Linked DNA regions of Homo sapiens: region 2 is linked to region 1. Evidence: read pairs that join two places in POLR2A ChIA-PET (ENCODE). Cell type or tissue: OCI-LY7. All regions are shown on one strand.

Region 1 (2,500 bases):
AAGCTTAGCAGCATGTGGGTTGCCAGTCCTCTGGCAAGGGACTTGAAGGAAGCCTCTCTGCCCCCTTTCTAGTCTCCTCACCTCTCTCAGACACCTTCATAGCAGTGAAGGCAACTCAACCCATCTGGTCAGCTCTTCAAGAAGCAGGGAGACCCACACATTCACGAGGACCTTGCCCCGGATCCCCTCCTTAGGCTTATGATATGGTTCCCAGGCAGGAAGACAATCTTGCCCCAGCTCTCTGACAGGATTCTGCTGTGGCCCGAAGCCTCATTCACATCCCAGGCCTTATCTTCCCCCGGCAAGCCCCAGCAGCTGCTTTTCTCAGGAGAGGCAAATGGGTTAAACTGCAAGTAGAAAAAAGTTCAAGCTGCTATCATTCCAGAACCCCCAGTTCCTCATGTCTCGGAACTTCTTGATGTCTTTATTTTTGCATTCTAAAGTGCTTAATAAACATCACTGAATACATGCTACCACCCCTACCTCAAATCCTGTCTGGTGCAGGTTCAATCAATCATGATGCCTTTGGAAGCTAACTCAAACTGGCTTAAATAAAGAGGGTTTTTTGTTTGGTTGGTTTTGTTTTGTTTTTAAATCTCACACAAAAGGAAGTTCCAAGGTAGAGTGGGGCCTCAGGAAGAGCTGACTGGGCTGCTTGGTAATGTTATGAAGATGCAGTGTTTTTCCTTCTCTCTGCTCCACCATCCTTGATGTTGGCTTCATCCTCAGGCTGTTACCAAGTTGCCCACTGCAACTGCAGGCAGCTCACTCAGGCATGGTAACATCCAGAGAAGGAACAGTAGACATCATGCGGGAGACAGCCCTCTTATCTCACTGGCCAAAATTAGGTGACATGACCATTCCTAAACTTGGCAAGGGTAATGAGATTAACCACAGACCAAGGACCCTAACCACATGTCTGTTAGAGGAGAAGATACTTAAAATCAGGGGACACCTGCTCGCAAGCTAAATGTTCCAGTTCAGTAAGCAGTTTTTCACATGAAAACCAGAACAGTTGACATTCGAGTGTTCACCATATGCAAGGTGCCTTACATACATTCTCCTTTAATCCACATCATAGTCCCCTGAGGTGGCTAAAACTATTATCCCTGTTTCACAGATGAGGTACCTACAGCTTAGCTTTTACAAGGTCACACGGCTAATGGACCATCATTTCCCTCTTTATAGATTCTGTGTCCATGAATGCAGCCTACCATTGCAGTCAGCAACAGAAAATGTCCTTTACATATTAACTCCCTTGGACCCCATGTGAGAGCTATAATTAGGTATTGTACTTTAAGACACTGTCTTTTCATGTTATGGAGCTTGGTAACCAGCTATAAGTGCAAATCATTCATGGCAGACCACTAGCTGTGCCCTCCCTGCTGCCGCTGAGACTGTGCAGAGGCATGTGGCTATGCTGTGGAGTTTCACCTTTGATTATACAACATGCCCAGGAATCCTTTTTATAAAACAAGCCTTAAGATCTTAATATGGGGCCGGGCACAGTGTCTCACGCCTGTAATCCCAGCACTTTGGAAGGCCCAGGCAGGTGGATCACAAGGTCAGGAGTTCAAGACCAGCCTGGCCAAGATAGTGAAACCCCCGTCTCTACTAAAAATACAAAAATTAGCCGGGCATGGTGGTGCAGGCCTGTAGTCCCAGCTACTTGGGAGGCTGAGGCAGGAAAATCGGTTGAACCCAGGAGGTGAAGGTTGCAGTGAGCTGAGATCACACCACTGCACTCCAGCTTGGACAAAAGAGTGAGACTTTGTCTCAAAAAAAAAAAAAAAAAAAAAAATCTTAATATGGAACAGCCAAGCCTTACATATGAAACACTCGACTTACACATTTATTTTGTAGATTTCCCTAGGAACTAACATTTATCTAGGAAATCAAGTAAGTATTTTCTACTCCCTTCTACATATGAAACTCTTTGCATTGGTGGCTCTGCAGTGAGTGTGTGTGTGTGTGTGTGTGTGTGTGTGTGTGTATCAGTGGTTTTCCCATTATAAAACATTTGAGGCAGAAGGTATCTGAAGTTCTATTCAACCCTTCTTCTGTCCTCCCACCCTTAAGATAACCACGTTAACTGTGTAGTGTATTTCTATAGACTCTTTTGCAGCGCATTTTTTATTTAAAGTTTTTATTATGGAAATATTCAAATACACATAAAAGTAGAGAAGAATACAATGAAACCCAACATGCCCATCACCCAACTTCAACAATCAACATTGGCAATGCATTGTAACATAGTTGACATCCTAATATATTTAGTGATTTTAAAAATTATTTATTACGAAAAGAATCCGGTTCATTAAAAATTCAAGCAGTGCAGAAGAGTGAAGTAAAAAATAAAAATCTTCTTACTCTCCCAAGGCCCTTAATCCCAGTGCTCAGAAATAACTTAACAGCTTTTAATGTATCAATCTAGAGATTTTCTCTGAATAAATTATACATTTTTACAAATGTAAAAAATTTTCACACAAGAAATCAGACC
Region 2 (2,500 bases), 170 kb before region 1:
GTTTTAAAAGAATATTTAATGCCCCTGAAATATGCCATTAATGTGTTGTTAATACACAGGTATTTAAACACTTTGTACAGTGTGTTTACAGTTATTTTTTTTAAATAATTGTATACATAGAAAAAATGACTTGGGGATATCCACATCAAAATGTCAACAGTGCTTATCTCTAAATGTGAAATCACAGACCTATGTATGTTTTTCTTTTTGTTCTTCTTTATTTTCCTATTTTACAATAATAAACATTTATTGATTTTATAATAGAAAAGTTATTAAAAATAAAACGTGCAACAAAATAAGCTTTGGTTGATTAAAGATTTAAATATAAAATCAAATTATGATAGAACTTGCAGACAACTGGAAAGAGAGTTTATCAGCTCTCTGGGGTAATTTTAACTTTCTCAGCTTTGAAGCAATTGAAATGATTGCACTATAAAAATTAGCATTACTGAAGATTTTTTAAGAGGGAAAATATTTCTATCAAACATTACAAAGAATTAAGATCCATCATAAATAACTAATTCAAATTTGTAAAATAAATGTCAAGATTCCAAAAGATAAATGGGTCAAAGACTGGACAATTCCCATAAGGGGCATACAATTAGTAGATAAACATAGTGGGGAAATGTTAATTCTTGCCAGAAATCAAAGACATGTAAATGGAAGCAGTCTGGAGATGCCAGTTTACATATTCTAATGGAACAACAAGAAAAAATGTCAAATGCTAATATCCATTGATGGTGGAGCTACCCAGAAATTTATCCATACCTTCATTTATAACCATATTGTTCATGTCCTTTTACCAGAAATGTTACCACTAAGAATTGATTCTTTTTTTTCTTTTCTTTTTTTTTTTTGAGACAGAGTTTCACGTTCTTGTTGCCCAAGCTGGAGTGCAATGGCGTGATCTCTGCCTCACCACAACCTCCACCTCCTGGGTTCAAGTGATTCTCCTGCCTCAGCCTCCCAAGTAGCTGGGGTTACAGGCATGCGATACCACACCTAGCTAATTTTTTTGTATTTTTAGTAGAGACAGGGTTTCCCCATGTTGGTCAGGCTAGTGTTGAACTCCCAACCTCAGGTGATCCGCCCGCCTCGGCCTCCCAAAGTGCTGGGATTACAGGCATGAGCCACCTCACCCAGCCAAGAATCGATTCTTAAGAAGTAATTTGGCTAAAGGAGAAAGGTCCCTCTTCATCTCCTTTACTTCTAAATGTTGGAACACCCAGGGCTCAGTCCCTTGACACCTTCTCTTTTCCACCCAGAGGCAGTGTCTGGGTGATCTCACCTATTTATGCAGGTGAGAGGAGCCACAGGCTCTCTCAGCATGGGCTCCAGGGAGAGAAGAGGCCAGAGCAGAGGTTTTCCTGGGAGTGGGGTAGGGGTAGCTTGAGGGCCATTCAAGGACTCTGACCTCAGTCAGAGAGGGCAATGAAGGAAAGAGAGACCAGCAAAGACATCCAGAGAGAAGCCCAAGGTGAACTTGGTCATCATATTAACCCCTATGCAATAACAAAACATCCAGGCTTGATCTACCAGAGCTTATCAGTGAGGTCCCCAGGAATTGCCTAATTGCAGTAGCCCTCAGCTCACTTGCAGGCCACCAGATCTCAGCTGGCCCTGACCACCATCTCCAAAGCCTGAAGGAATTATTGTGAGACAGCCCACTGAAGGTGGGTACCTCCAAGAGCCCTGCCCTGCCCTGCCAGAAGCCAGAGCTGTCCATCTGTTGGTGGTCACCCTGGGAATCTGGGACAAGAAGGTGCACTCTGGTCTGATGCCAGAAAGCAGAACCTCTTGGGCTCCCAAATCTCAGGATCTTTTTGCTCCACCAATGTACTCATCCACTCATCCCAGCCTGGGGCCTCTGCTTTACATGGGTCTTTTCATTGCTTAAGGATGTTTGGGCATCTACCATCTCTTCTTCTTCTTCTTTTTTATTTTTTTTTTGAGACAGAGTCTCTCTCTGTTGCCGGGGCTGGAGTGCAGTGGCCCAATCTCAGCTCACTGCAACCTCCACCTCCCTGGTTCAAGAGATTCTCCTGCCTCAGCCTCCCAAGTAGCTGGGATTACAGGCCCACACCACCACACCCAGCTTATTTTTGTTTTTTTAGTAGAGATAGGGTTTCACCATGTTGGCCAGGCTGGTCTTGAACTCCTGACCTCAAGTAATCCGCCCTCATCGGCCTCCCAGAGTGCTGGGATTACAGGCATGAGCCACTGCGCCCGGCCTCATCTCTTCTGCTTATGACCTTGTGAGGCAGGCATCCCAGGTTTCATTATCCCCGTTGTGTAAAGATTACGACTTACCTAAAGCACTGCTGGACTCAAACCCAGATCTTCTGCCCTCGATTCCATGTCCATCTCTGTGACCCCAGGTTTGGCCAAGTGTGGATCTTGCTGCATATGAACAGCCTGCCATTTCCTTCCTTGTGTACACACTGCCTGTGGAAAATGGACAAGGGAAGTTACATTTCTATCAAGAGCTGAAACAAGCAAT

Evidence for each region. Peaks named below come from ENCODE experiments on the same cell type or tissue, not always from the same donor. Only the 100,000 strongest peaks of a DNase experiment are listed, where the experiment ranks them.
Region 2: POLR2A ChIA-PET joins it to region 1 with 9 read pairs; 3 of 35 experiments call an interaction of 5 or more read pairs at or near these places.

Annotation. Positions count from the first base shown.
Region 1 is chr15:58,584,958-58,587,457 of GRCh38, forward strand. No RefSeq gene overlaps it. Among named protein-coding and RNA genes, the nearest start is that of LIPC-AS1, 87 kb to the left of the region's middle. RefSeq lists enhancers at 508-587, 898-947, 988-1,217. In OCI-LY7, no CTCF peak of the experiment used is centred here; a DNase peak (open chromatin) is centred at 964; H3K4me3 peaks cover 1,191 bases; H3K27ac peaks cover 1,880 bases.
Region 2 is chr15:58,417,661-58,420,160 of GRCh38, forward strand. No RefSeq gene overlaps it. Among named protein-coding and RNA genes, the nearest start is that of LIPC, 13 kb to the right of the region's middle. In OCI-LY7, no CTCF peak of the experiment used is centred here; no DNase peak of the experiment used is centred here.